Linked DNA regions of Homo sapiens: regions 2 and 3 are each linked to region 1. A link is a loop called in an ENCODE intact Hi-C map of the cell type or tissue named here. Cell type or tissue: endothelial cell of umbilical vein. All regions are shown on one strand.

The links. A loop is a pair of places that touch in the nucleus more often than their neighbours do. Peaks named below come from ENCODE experiments on the same cell type or tissue, not always from the same donor. Only the 100,000 strongest peaks of a DNase experiment are listed, where the experiment ranks them.
Region 2: it touches region 1 in a loop (14-fold over the local background); 16 of 110 quality-filtered maps call a loop at or near these places.
Region 3: it touches region 1 in a loop (15-fold over the local background); 12 of 110 quality-filtered maps call a loop at or near these places.

The regions. Positions count from the first base shown.
Region 1 is chr14:57,314,313-57,319,312 of GRCh38, forward strand. No RefSeq gene overlaps it. Among named protein-coding and RNA genes, the nearest start is that of AP5M1, 48 kb to the left of the region's middle. In endothelial cell of umbilical vein, a CTCF peak has its summit at 3,125 (motif pointing left); a DNase peak (open chromatin) is centred at 3,089.
Region 2 is chr14:56,553,444-56,558,443 of GRCh38, forward strand. No RefSeq gene overlaps it. Among named protein-coding and RNA genes, the nearest start is that of TMEM260, 24 kb to the right of the region's middle. RefSeq lists an enhancer at 1,325-1,494. In endothelial cell of umbilical vein, a CTCF peak has its summit at 2,655; a DNase peak (open chromatin) is centred at 2,708; H3K27me3 peaks cover 608 bases.
Region 3 is chr14:57,065,120-57,070,119 of GRCh38, forward strand. No RefSeq gene overlaps it. Among named protein-coding and RNA genes, the nearest start is that of EXOC5, 200 kb to the right of the region's middle. In endothelial cell of umbilical vein, a CTCF peak has its summit at 1,982 (motif pointing left); no DNase peak of the experiment used is centred here; H3K27me3 peaks cover 430 bases.

The DNA of each region.
Region 1 (5,000 bases):
GGATATCACATTATATATAGTCATCATGTCTTTTTAACCTCCTCTGTCTATGACAATTTCTCACATTCTCCTGGTTAGATGTTTTGTAGAATGTCTTTCAATTTGGGTTTGTCTATTTTTTTTTTAATCATGGTTAGTGTGTTATTCCATTCTCACACTGCTATAATGAAATACCCGAGATTGGGTGATTTATAAGAAAAGAGGTTTAATTGGCTCAGAGTTCCCCAGGCTGTACAGGAAGTGTGGCTGGGGAGGCCACAGGAAACTTAACGATCATGGCGGAAGGTGAAGGGGAAGCAGGCACGTCTTACGTGGCTGGGGCAGGAGGAAGAGAGAAGCGGGGAGGTGCCACACACTTTTGAACAACCAGATCTCATGAGAACTCTATCATGAGACAGCATGAGGGGGATGGTGCTAAACCATTAGAAATCACCCCAATGATCCAATCACCTCCCACCAGGCCCTACCTCCAGCACTGGAGATTACAATTCAGCATGAGATTTGGGTGGGGACACAGAGCCAAACCATGTCAGTTAGACTGGGGTTATGAGTATTTGGGAGGAAGACAATGAAGGTAAAGTGCCATTCTCATCATATCAAGAGAACATGCTATCAATATGACTTTTCACTGATGATGTGTTGGAGCCAGATGATACATTTCTCCGCTGTAGTTACTTATTTCCACTTTCCACATTCTGCTTTTCACAAGTAAGTCACCAAGCACAGCTCAAACTCAAGGGTTGGAGTGTTAAACTCTACCTACTTGAGGGGTGGTGTTGAGCTTCTCCTATTTGTTTGTTTATTCAAGCTTTGACTCATGAATATTTATTTTATACTTTGGGTTATAATTTAATACTACCTTATTTATTTTGTTGCCCAAGTTATTCCAGGTTTGTCCACTGGCAGCTTTAGTTTGGCTACTGTGTTCCTCTGACATGCCTCATTTTTTTTGTCTGTTTTTGTGCTTTGAGCACTTTCTTACCCTCTGGTTTTACAAGATGCTCTAGGTTCATGGTGTATATTCCCTGCATCAGCTCTATGATCAGTCATTTTTCTATGGAGCCTGGCTCCTTTAACTGGAGTCTATCATGTGCCTCTTCTTTATTGCTGTTATTTTTTTACGGCTTGACTCTTTCTGTAAAGTTAAGAGCTATTTGGAAGATCGGGGAAGGAGAAATATATTGATTTCTTTCTTCATGATTAATGTATAATTTATTTTAACATCTTAATCTAGCTTCCTACAAGACAGAGACAATATTAATTGTCACTTATCCTAGGTAAACATTACTAGAAGTTGAAATTTTCATTCTTAACCTTATTCCCTTAGAAATATTATTTAACTGGCAACTTAACAATCCATCCGAAGAATGCTAATCAGGTATTCTAAGAATTAGATTCTGTGTTGCTAAGTATCTTAAAGGCAAGGGCCACATAAACTTATAGGATAATTAATATTCTTAGACTTCACATTTTTATTAAGAATATCTAATAGACCAGCCTGACCAACATGGCAAAACCCTCTACTAAAAATACAAAAATTTGCCAGGCATGGTGGCAGGCGTCTTTAGTCCCAGCTACTTGAGAAGAGGCAGGAGAGTCGCTTGAACCTAGGAGGCAGAGGTTGCGGTGGGCTGAGATCGCACCATTGCACTCCAACCTGGATGACAAAGCAAGACCTTGTCTCAAAAAAAAAAAAAAAAAAATCTAACATACTTTACAAATTCGATACTCTGAGTCATTCAGTCGGTACACAGGTATTGTCATTTATTTTTTAACTTAAGGAAAAAAAAGATATCTTCATTCTACACATAAAATGAATGACCAAAACTAGGCCTAAACAATTACTTCATAAGGAGCAGTTAAGTTAAATTAATCTGAAATCTATGCTATGTAAATGCAAATTCAAAGTTAATTATATTTTTTCCCAAAAAGCTACATTTGCATTTACAGATACAGGGCTCAACTCAACTGTCTGTGTCAAATGACATAATCTGGTTATTAGACTTATGATGGGATTTAAACATTTTAGTGAGAGGAGAAAAATAAAATATTCTTTTGTTTAAATTAAGTTTGGAATTCAAAGGATTTGTTCATTTGGTTCTCCAAGTTTTAACTTTCAACATGAGAGAGTCTTGAAAGTAGTATCTTTGCTTCAAAGGCTTTTGCTTTCAAATTTAACTTTTACTTTGAAACTAACTGAAAGGGAACTAAGTGTATCAGAACCATACCTAATCCCCTAGAAGTCAGCATTGCATCGAGTTTATTAAAATTAAACACTCCTCTTTTTTCCTCTCCTTCCCAAACAGACATCTGGCAATAAAAAGCAAATCAGCTGAGCTAGGATAAAACAAGAAATGTTTTTCCTTCGCTAGTTCATTTGGAAAAGTCACTTTGCTAATTGAGAAAAATTTTAATGAATTTTACTTGTATTAAAATAAAGGTGATTGCTTCATGGCAACAATGTACTCATTTGAGAAAGTCATTACATTTATGTATTGTGTTGTCATGTAAATACTTTTGCCAAAATGTATTAACAAGAAATATAATATTATGGTTCATGGTTCATGTAATATCTGAAGAGAATAATTGTATAACTAATCAGTGAAAACAAAGCAAATGTTCCTCTTGGGTTTGTACAATAAAAATGGAATTAAAATTATTCAGGCTCAAAAATGCAAATATAACACATCTCCACCAGCAGAAAAATAAAATTTTAAAGGCAAAACTTGTATGTTCAATTCCTCTAAAAGTCTTAGTTTGATTCCCAAGCCTCATCAAAGTTCACTTCATGAATTTTTACAAAGTAATCAAATATTTCATTGTTTTAAAAACAATAAAATTATTATTCATTTTCCTGAACAAGCTCACTGATATTCAGAACACATTCTGGGGAAATTTAATGCTAATCAGTGCAGTGGCAGCAACCAAAATGGCACTTTAATGTATTAAACAGTAGCATAAGATTAAATTCACAGTAAACTTAACAGGAAATAGCCAATATCAATTTAAACACATGAAATCTTGGGAAACGGTAAAGATTAGAAATGACCTGAAGTAATAACCAAATTCTCTTGCAAAGTATAGGCCTTATATTAGACAACAGCACCCCCTACCGGAAGCTTGAGTCCGGGGAAGGGAATCTGTGAGGCTGGCAGGTGGAGCCACCATGGAATTCAAGTGCATCATCAGTCCTAGAATCATTTCTTTTCTATTGCATAACCACAAACTTCAGGTTCATCACCTAGAACTTTCATTATTCCCTCAACTGTAAGTGGGCCAGAAATTGATTCAGAATGTTTTATTAGTAAATATTTGGTATGTCTTTTTATTTAAGAAGGCTAAAATTCTGTGATAAATACCTGACATTAAAAAAAAAGAGATATCTGGTCATACAGTGATCTTGATTAGACTTCCTTGGAATTTCCCCACAGTGCTCAAAATTGTTTCTTTTCTTAGTAGATTATATATTTCTGAGGGTGCTTTGTTCTGATACCCCAACAAGCATGCATGGTGGCTATACTTACACATTTATATACAAATATTAATACATGCAAATACACACATACACACACATACCATATACACACAAGGTGCAACTATGATTCAAAGTGGAACATAGCAGTTTAGAAGCCTCAGTAAAATGGAAAGTCTTTGCCATCAGTTTACCTTCCAGTGTTCAGGTTTCTGGCTTTTTTCTATGATATTGTTTGGGTGAGTACACATCCTTAACAATCACTTACAAGAAGAAATATGAAAACTTCTGAGGGATGATAAAAGGCAGTCATCTGACAAACAGACTAGCCATATCTACAAAACACCCTCTTTAAAATATTAATATAAGCATAGGTGATCTTTAGACTGAAAAAAATACTAATATGAAATGCCCAACAGTGTTTTGAATGCAGCAATTAAATAAAGCAAATATCTAAACTGGGTTATGCCCTATAACTAAAGGAAACCTCAGTCACGCTGACTTGCTAAACGTGTACATGCCACAAGAGTAAGCACAGTGATCAGAGAAATAAACTGAAGAAAAAAATCAGGGGGGATCATTTTTTAACAGATGTTGCAGATCAGTAGAGAGAATGGAAGAGGAAAATAGAAGCAAGCCTGAAAACCAAATTGGGCTTGAAGAGCAATCCATATTACTATGAAAAAAGATGGGAACAGCTCTGAGCTTTGCATTTTACTTTATGAACACCCACCACCCACCTCCAGCACCAAATGCTTTAGTTTTGTGACTTTCATGTGAATGATTTTTATAAAAACACACCAAGGAGGCATAGTACCCAATGAAGGCAATCCGATCTCAGACCATGTTCATTCTCCTAGCCAAGTGAAAGGAGAAGCTTTCTTTTCCTTCCTCGAAAGTTTTAGAGTGCACAGAGGAGGCCAGAAGCAGCCAAATTGGAAGGCACTCTGTTTTTAACCCTCTTGCTTGAAATACAGAGTAAAATCATTTCAGAGAAAGGTTAAACATCTACTCAAAGTTGTCTACAGGTGGGAATGTTTGTTTCCTGAGGTTAGAAGCACATCATGGTCCAGGCGCAGTGGTCCATGCCTGTAATCCCAACACTTTGGGAGGCTGAGGCAAGCGGATCACTTGAGCTCAGAGTTCAAGACCAGCCTGGGCAACACGGCAAAACCCCATCTCTAGCAAAAATACAAAAAATTAGCCGGGAATGGTGGCATGCACCGGTGGTCCCAGCTACTCAGGAAGCTGAGGTGGGAGGACCGCTTGAACCCAGGAGGCAGAGGTTACAGTGAGCTGAGATCATGCCACTGTACTCTAGCCTGAGTGACAGAGTGAGACCCCATAAAAAGAAAAAGCAGCTTATGCATTCCTCAAAGAAACACAATCAAAAGTATTTGCAATTACAGGTATTTGAGGGGCAGCCACGTAGTAGTTGGAAAAAGCAGGGAGTCAGGACACAGGGGCCCAGAATCCTGTCCCAGTTTGGCCCCACTATGTGCCCCTGCATGTCATTCCACTGCTCTGT
Region 2 (5,000 bases), 760 kb before region 1:
CTGTGAAGAATTGTGAAGAGAGGCTCTATGACACCTTTTCCACAAAGATTGCATAATTGCCATTGAACCTGCCTCCTTCCTCGCAGTTTTGCTGCCCATACCTCCAGAAAGGGTCTGTCTCTGTTACCTGCTACTTCCTTTTTCTCATCCTTATAATAGCACTCATTCCTAGTGCTATGCTAGGTGCTAAAGGATATAGCAGAGATGGGGTACACAGTGCTTGTCTTCAGGAAAATCCTGACTTCGGTGATTGAGTGACAAGTATTAAATGAAACTACTTTGGAATAGTAATATAGAGAAGGAGGCTAATCACGTGAAAAGGCCGTGAATTGCTCTAACTCCTTATTTAAAATGTGGACCTTAGACCAGCTGCACCAACATCATGTTAGAACTTATTAGAAATGCAGACTCTCAGGCCCCGTCCAGACCTACTGATTCAGAATCTGCATCTTCAACGATCCCTGTGTGATGCATTTGTACATTAATGTTTGAGAAGTCATGGTCATGAGCTGTAGCAGCATTACTTTGGTCCCATTTATTTGCAGTAGGAACACCTGTTTTATCCTTTCTTTCTTTTTTTTTTTTTTTTGAGAACTAGAACCGCCCCCCCCTCCCCCACAACACACACACTTTTTTTAAGGGCATAGTTGCAATTCTCCCTGCCCTTCTTAAAGCACAGAAAACCAAGATGAGCAGAGAACTGGGATCTTGTTCATAACTAAGTCTTTTGTAAGGCTTCCTTATATGGCCCCAGGTGCCCTGGCACAGCTGCTGATATTTAGTTACATTCTGCACCAGCAATTCTAGCATTTGGGAATGAAATTCATTTTTCTCTCTCTGGATTATGAAGGCCCGGGGCAAAGGAGGTGAAGAAAGCGGCACTCGGAGGAAATCTGTATTGGAAGTATCAGGTGTGGCAGTGAAGTCAGAAGCATTTTCATTTTAGGTTCTGGCCTTTTATTTAGGCCTTGGCAATCTATCCCTTTAAATGGAGATGGGAGAATTTCTTTAATAAGGCCACAAAGAAAGATTTGTAGTTCTAAATGGCTCAACATTTGACTCACAAGCCCTCATATTGAGTTACACCCTAAATAGGGTTTGTGTTCTGTTTGCAATAATTACTCTTGGAAACGTTCAGTGAAGTCTTCTCGATCATGATCTTCAAACACTTGTAATATTAATTGTTCCATTTAATAAGGAAATCGCAGCCCCATTTAACCTTACGTCAGTGTATGATTTTCATTTAGTCAAGTAATGAAGTGAATAGGTTCTTCAGATCCTGGATCTCTTTAATGAAACTGTTCTGCAACTTGTTTTATCATTAAGAATAAAGACCCACCTTTGCTATTGAACATAGCCAGAAACAAAACCTACTCAAAGGGAGGAATGAATTTGCACAGACTGGGAAACTCTGGAGTTCAAAGAATGTGGGTGACTTTGAAACAAACTGTGTTGATTCTTGCAAAGTTGCAGAATTATGCAATATAATGTTTGCATTTGGAAGAATTAATTATGATCCCAAGTCATGGGTTAGAAATATAATTAAACTGATTAGTGTCATAGGATAAAAATAAAAAGCGAGGTTGTGACAGCTTCCCGTGTCCCCCTTTCCCCTCCCCCAGAAAGGCTCTTAAAGGAACTTTTAAAACATAAGCCTTTGTTCCCTCGATCTACGGTGCCCAGGTCAGGCGGACCCTGCGGCGTGGCTGAAATATTTCAAACAGTCACTCACAAATGTGTCATTTGACCTGCTGTTCTTCCAAAGAGGTATGAAAAATATGTTTCTTGCTGAGATAACTTGAAATCAAATAAACATAATCTCTTTAATTCTTTCTAAATAGTTCCATATTTTAAATCTAAACACAATAGAACACAAAGCTTCTGGTTTTAAAAAAAGTTTTTTTATTTTTTATGTGTGTGGTGATGTTGGATTTTTCTTCCTTTTAGTTCATGTTAGTTTGAATGTAAGAGTATAATTTACATTTAAAACCGTGGGAATATATTTCCCTCAGTTTGGAGACACACACAGCATATGGCAATGAGTTTACTTGGTTAAATGTATAAGTTTGCTTTTATGAGTGCTATCTTTAACAAGGACAGATGTTCTTACTTATATTAACCATCACTTGACAGACCAGAGGAGTCTTCACCATGGCTTGCAACAAATTGAACAATATTTTCTTATGTAAAATTGGTTCTGGTCCATTGTTTTGATTTATTCGAAATAATGGCACTCACTCAAGTTTGTAATAACACTGTCACGGCTGAAGGGAGTTTGCTTTAGGTATTATATCTATTATCTGCTCCCTCTCCTTTCTTTAAACAGAATCTCTAAGGGGAAAGTCTAAATGTGGCTCAGATTTAAGAAGAAGAAGAAGAAAAAAAAAAACCCAAAAGCTTCGCTAAAACCTCACGGTGTAGGATGTTATTTTAGATTGTTTTAAGATTTTTAATAATTCTTGTTTGTTTGCCTTTGGCTTTGAGCATTGGATAAAACAGAACTTGCCTTATTCTTAGGGGAGAATTACATGGCGTGGAGTTGTCACACAGTGCTCCATCCATTTTCTTTGCTGTTTTATGAGGCAATCCTACCTAACCTTTTGCCCAAACAAGAAGTATTTACCTAGTACTCCCCAGCAGTGGATACAGATAGCAGTTTGGAAGTGTTTGCTTTTCTTCACCACCACTAGAGTATGCTCTAGTGCCATAAGATCTGCATGTTTTTTTCTTTAGATTGTTGGCAAGGTGGATGATGAAATCCCTAGAAAAAACAAAACAAAAAAACACCTTTCCATCTAATTATAGAAGTGTCCCTTTAATTGTCTTAGTAAGACTGGATTATGTTCGCCAATTTGATTAAGGTAGAACTGAAGACAACTTCAACATTCACGCATGTCAATATTTTGGGTGAGTTTATATTTTGTATTTGAAGTTGTTCTACTCAGCTCCAGTGCGGTGGTGAGAAATACTATGTCCCTTCCATCCACAAGCTACATTTTCTGGCAATAACTCTTTCACTTATAAGCATCACTGTGGGCCCAGCACATGAATGTGTGGTGAGGTTACTTGGGCAGAATTAACACCTTCGAAGACAGAAAGGTGTCTGCAAGCCAGGATGGATGTGTCTCCCATTTTTGTTCATCTCCACCATCTTTAAAAAACCAAAACAAACAAACAAAAAAACCTAATCGCTATCTACGTGGCAGACCTTCATCAATAGCAATACATTCTCTAGAATTAGAAGGCTTAGCTTGAGGGTCTGCTGCCCTCGTCTCAAATCCCTGGCAGAAGCCCCTGCACTTGATCTTGGGTGCCCGGGGTAGTGGTAAGAGCACAGTGCAGGATCCCCGTGGTGGCTGGCTATGCTGGAGAACTGCTCTGTGTTCATCACTGTGATTCCAGCACATTTGAGCAGCGCCTCTTCCTTCATCCCTCTATTAGAACATCTTCATTCTTATCTTCCATCTTCCTTTCTCCCTAGGAGAGGGCAGGTCATTGAGATTCTCTCTTAGTACTGTGGCCCTTCAGTTCCTTTTATGCCTCTGGTGACCTAACGTCCTTTTGCTCCTGGACATTTAAACAGCTTCAAACCCCAGATAACTTCCTCCTCAGGTACATTAATCATAATTTCTCCAGCAAAGGCTAAATCAAGGTCCTTATAGCTGGGACTGTTTGTCTCCCTGGATGTCTAAGACTCCTGCTCAGGGTCCAGTGACTACCACCTCTGGGTCTTTCATTCTCCTTCTGACCAGAGAAGGTTGCCCAAGACTGCTTTCCCAAAACTATGTGACTGGGTCTGCCTGGACAGATGGAGGCCCAGCTAAGAGGGAAGCTTTGTGTGCCAACTTGAACAGGTTGGCTCCAGAGGGACCGCAGTCCAGAGAGCCATCTGAGATGGCCCAGACTGCCACACTTCCTTTGCCTCTAGATGGGTTAAAGGGACCCCTGTAGATGTCAAGTACCACCTGCGTGGTACTTGATGATCCTCTATTCCTGTGAACATCAAGTTAGATTCAGAGTCGATGGCGTTCCAGCTTCCTTTTCAGATGGTGGTGAATGCTCTTCAGTTGAAGCTGTCTCTTGCACAACGGGGACACAAAGAGGTATCTTGGGAGATTTAGAAACACCCCTTCCAGTAATCTCCACCCAGCCCCTTTCAAAGCCACCCCAAATAAAAGTAGAATCTAAACAAAAGCAGTGCACCTGCTATGCAGGTACAACTTGAAGCCAAGTCATGTAACGAGCGGCCCTTCCAAGTTCTAACAACAGCCCCATCCCTACGGACATCAAGTCATCATTCTTCTGGTGTGGAGACCCCACGCTGACTCCTGAACAAATCCTTAAGACTTCTGTTCCAGAGACTTAGGAGAGCTAGCCCCTACTGGGCTCTAAGCCTCTGGGGATAAATGAGCACAATCTGCCCTATTCCTTATCCTGGGGTTCTGTCAGGACCAGGAGCCCCCAGAGTGCCAGGTTCTATGGACCTCAGAAACCTCTGAGAATACCCATGAAGATGGCTTATGTGGTTAACAAAGCTCCCGCACTGACTCTCACTGGCCCTGAGTCTCCTCCTACTCTCTTGAAGTTTCTTCTGCCTCTGTGCTTGTGTGACTTGCAGACATCTTTGGGCAGCAAAAGCAAAAGCATACCCAGCAATCTTCTTCTTCTTACCTGGGCAGCAGCATAAAACTATGCATAGAAAAAGCACAGGCTCCAAATTCCTCCACTTGTTAGTGGTGTGATCTAGGAGGATTATGCAAACTTTCTGTGCCTCAGTTTTCTTTTTTGAAAAAGGAAGGTAACATGTGACACCAGGCTTAGTGTGGCATACTGCCATCCCCAAAGTGAAAATCAGTGCTATCAACTGAGGCAGAGAATTCGTCAAGCTAAGTGCATTAACTGATCCATTCATCTGAAGTTGGTTTACTCAATCATATTTGACAAAATCTCCTTTAAGTAGGAAGTATTATATTATTCCTTCATGGATTGATATCACTTAT
Region 3 (5,000 bases), 250 kb before region 1:
CACATTCTGGTTTAATAAAATAATATTAGCACAGCCGGATTATATATGTAAACTATAAGAAATTACTAAGGGGTTAAATTTTTTTGAAAATTGCTGAATATTTAAAATTTAAAATAACACTGCAGGAAATTGAGGACATAATTTTCATTTTATATAAACATTTTAAATCATTTTTGATGCAGTATTTTAAGCCCACAAAATAATAACCATCTAAAAGAACTGCTACCTAATTCTTACACAAAAGGCATGTTGAGCCTCTTGGGAAGTGCACATTTTCCTAATTTTTAGGCTTTTAGAACCGATTACTTGGGGTCTTCTAGAATATACAGCATGATCACATATCGGGTTAATTAAAATAGAACCCTTTCTGAGATTAATAATAAATAATTTACTTACAAAACTTTAATGACATATCAAAAATAAATTTCAATCCAGGCAAACTAGTTTTATTTATATCTATGAAGCTGCTAGGATGAACAAAGGCTTCTGGTACAAAGCACTTAACTCTAGCTCAACACAGATAGCTGGGTTTTCAAAAGAAGACCATTTGACTGATGGATTCTTTTGGCCTACGTGTTGACCCTGTTGTTGTTTCCCAAAGCTGTTCATGTTGTGGTTATTGTAATAAAGCTCAGCTATTGAAAATCTGAAGCCACGCATCATAGCATATGCTTATTGTATGACATGTTTATTATTTTTCTTTCTGTTGGTTTTATGGTACATTCCCATGGTGGCACATGAATAACTATTATATATTTGTTTTCGAGGTGTGTGGGTTGGCTCAAAAGACAACTTTTGCCAGCTTCACCTGTGGTTGTAAGCTCATTAGAATTCCAATATCCATGAAGGACTAGAGGAATCCTAGTACCTTTGAGCAATATGGCTTGATTTTCCTAGCCAAAGACTTTAATTCAAAGCTCTTTTATAAATAGTACTGTCAACTGGTTTATTTCCTTCCTCTGTTACAAACAATAACATATTAGTTATGTTATGGAAATATCAATGTTCTAAACTTTCTTTATTCACCCTTTTTGGAATACTAGATCCTTTAGAGGAATCATTTATTTTGGTGTTTCTTCTTAAGAAAAAAAAAGTCCACACTTACTGATTGCTGTGAGGATAGAAAAGCCAACTCTATCGTTTGTTCATACTATCTGTTTAATATAGAAGCAGTAATCCCGGAAAAAAATACTTTTAACATTTGCTTACAAACATTGTTTAGAAAACAGTTTGCGTTTAAAGTATCAAATATTAGAGAATCTACTTGGTTAATATTTTTGAGATCTGCTACTTTGTCACATTTTTTTTTTTTTCAACCAGAGACTTTGGCTTTCTCATCAGTTCTTCATTAAAAGTCCCTGGATTGCCTTAAAGTGCAATCCCTTAGACAAATTTGGTTGCCTTTAAAAAAAACACCAGCAACAGAAAACCCAGTAGGAAAACAAGCATTATTCTAGAAAGCAGCAACCCTGGAAAGACAGTTTTGTTAGTGGAAACACATTAGTCTTTCACAAACTAAGCAATGATGATATTTACAGAGCAGTTTGTAAAAGGTCAAACGCTCATCTTCTGCCAACAAATGCAAGGAAAAGCAGGTACTCCGGCAGGTTTTTCAAGCAGGGATCTGTGGACACGTTTTCAGGAGTCTGAGACTTTCAGGATATTTAAGATAATTTTAATAGTTTTGTTTCAATAGCAGAGTAAAGATGTAAAAACTCAACCTTTTAGCAGTTCTAAAGACGGAACTTTTCTTTGCAGTGATAATTCTCAAATGTAAGCCATTTTAATAGAATAAGATTCTAATTTTTAGGTCAGCATTTCTCAAAGTGGACTCCACTGACGTGTTGTGGGGTTTCTGAAGATGATTCTATCCTTCCCAAGGGTGTCCAGGCATTATTCAAGTTTGAGAACCGGTGCTCTGCGGCGTGAACCGTTCCGTGCTGCAGAAAGGGCCGGCAAAGGCAGAGGGCGCCACCGTGAGGCCCCCATTTCAACGCTTGTCATTTCAATTGTGGTGGGTTAGAGATCACAGGGAAGCAATGCTATCTGCTGAAGAGACATCAGACAGTGTAGTAAAAAGGGTAATCCATTTATTTTCAGAGAAGTTTTCCACTCAGAGATCATACACGCTGCAGATCACAGAAACACATGCAAGCATGAAATTTAATTTTTAGTAACTCTTTCCTGGGGCTTCTATAGAAAGCAACAGTGAAAGGAAAATGATAATCATGACAAGGCAATTACAGAGAGGTTTGGGGAAAACGAAAAACTTTGAAAACATGTAGTTTAAAATTGCTTTAATTAAAACATAATGCAAGCTGCATTATTTTAGCTCAAAAAACCAAAGTCAACATCACAGAGACAACACTTTTAAACTTTGAAATAGTTGAGAATGATAGATGCACGTTTTTTCCCAGAAGTGATTTTTTTCCCCTAGTGATTCAGAATCTATAAATGTGATAAATATTGACTTACTGGGCTCCCAACAGATGGAATGAAACATGTAGTAAAACAAAAGCAATACACTTGTGTTTTGGCATGAAATGAGTGAGAGATTAAGCTGAGGCTTCCCTGTATTATTAAGAGGAAACAAAGTGGATAATATTAATGTTTATGCACAACTGCATGCCATTTGCAGCAAATAAATATGGCAAACTCGAAAAAGAAGAAAAGAAATAAAAAGACCCAACCATTCTTTTTTTCCCAGGGCAATTATTCCCTTTCCTTTAATTTTCAAAAAAAATTAAAGGAAAATATTTTTTAATTACTGAAAAACAATAATTAAAAAGTTTCTATTCTTCTTAAGTTTTCTGACCACTCCTTTTGATTGCATGTTTTCAAGTATACACTGAGTGCACATTTATTTCAAAAGAAAATTATGATTTGGCTTGTCTAACAGTGCTAAGAAGGAATACTAATACAGTAAAATACTGACTTGAATTCCTCAATACTTACTTAAACACCTCCAAGACAGGATGGCATTTTTCCTGAAGGTAAAAGGTACAAAGCAATGAAAATTCAAATTGTAGAAGAACTATTTCATAACTATGACATGATATTGTCATACTAACACATAGGTGATTTTCCTCTATAAAAAAAAATCTTTGGAAAGAATTTTTAGCTGAAATATGGGCCAAAATGGCAAGTTTTCCTTGAAAGCACCAGATGAAATAATATTTTATAAATACATATATATATATGTATATATAAAATGTAAAAATCCAATTATCAATGTTTTGGTTTTGGTTGTTACCTTTTGTTGCAATGATATAATGCTCTCTAGGGCCAGTGTAAAGAAGCGAAGATCAAAGAACTAAATTCTTACATGTCAGGTTTTCCAAACCATCATCACTGCAACAAAATAATTTGTCAAATTGTCAAAATTTACAGGCATCCCAGACACAGGAAATTTTGACCGAGTTTGTGCCTTCACACAGTGCTAATCTCACTCCCGGAGCTGTAAACATGATGGCCGAAGTGACAGCCTGGCTACAAATCCGTCTGGCAGCTTCATTAGACATCTCTCGCCTGACTGATTAAACTGCATTTAAGACCCACTTTTATTTTTTCAAGCCTTTTGTTTAAATTAAAAGGTCGTGTTTTCAAGCAAATGATCCGCTGTTCCCTTCCATCCAGGACCATAATACAGTTACATTATTACTAGTGTTACCCAAAGGAGAGTGAGTCAGATGCCCTGCACACCAGCCAGGGGCTCCTCCCCTGGGGAAGCCGGGACACTGGGGAGGGGGACTGTTTATTTATTTGCAGAAGAACCTAGTGAGGAGGCCTGGCTGGGGAACATTGAAGGCGTCATCAAAGTCCTAATGGCCTCCTAATGGGAAAATTTGGGGTTCAATATTAAGGACATACCAGCAATTTCAACAGTCATCCTTTAAAATTGTAGCAGTAACTTTATCTTGAAGTGGATGCCTTTTCACAAATCTTGATATTTTATCACTGTCCATGCTTAAAAAAACAACTAAAAAGTCAGCTTTCTAAGAACCCAGATCGCTGCATCAAGAAAATATAATGGAAACACATGCTACACTGTAAATAATATTTGCTAACTTTTGCTGTAATGTATCAGGAGGTTCATATTATAAATAAAACAGAGGGCAGCTCCACGCTCCTGAGCCCCTATTGCAGGCATTCAAGCCAAACAAGGAAAAATGCAGGAAACTTCACTGATTCTTTCCTGTGGTTTTTCTGTTGGTGTGTGTGGCAAATACAGAAGAGGCGTCTGAGAAATAAACCATTCCTGAGCTGTCTTAACTTCATGGGCAACCACTAAAGACTGTTTCCCATACATTTCACAGCAGGCACAAGAGCAAGAATATGGGCCAGGCGCAGCGGCTCACACCTGTAATCCCAGCACTTTGGGAGGCCGAGGTGGGTGGATCACGAGGTCAAGAGTTCGAGACCAGCCTGGCCAACATGGTGAAACCCCCGTCTCTACTAAGAAGACAAAAATTAGCCGGTGTGGTGGCGCATGCTTGTAATCCCAGCTACTCGGGAGGCTGAGGCAGGAGAATTGCTTGAACCCTGGAGGTGGAGGTTGCAGTGAGCCGAGATCACGCCGCTGCACTCCAGCCTGGGTGACAGAGCAAGACTCCGTCTCGGAAAAAAAGAAAAAAAAAAAAAAAAACAAGAATCTAAAAACTAAAGACTGTGGTTCCAGGGAAATCTGCCTAAATACAAGAGAGGGAGAAACTATTTGCTTGCAGCCTTGTTTGTGCCTTTGCCTCGCAGGGTTTGTCCTGTTTATAGTGTTTGTCTTTACTTCGTAATGTATTTACCATGCCTCAGTGTGAGACCAATGCCTTTGTCATGTGTTGATAAAACAAGCGAAGTCAGGATGCATTGACACAGGTAGTGGGATTGATCCTGGAAACTAAAGTCTTATTTCCTAGTGCTGATATTTCTCATTTGTTTGTTATAGAATTTTAAGCTTTTATCTGTTATTAAATTCTATGCAAAATTGATTTTTGGATTAGATTTCA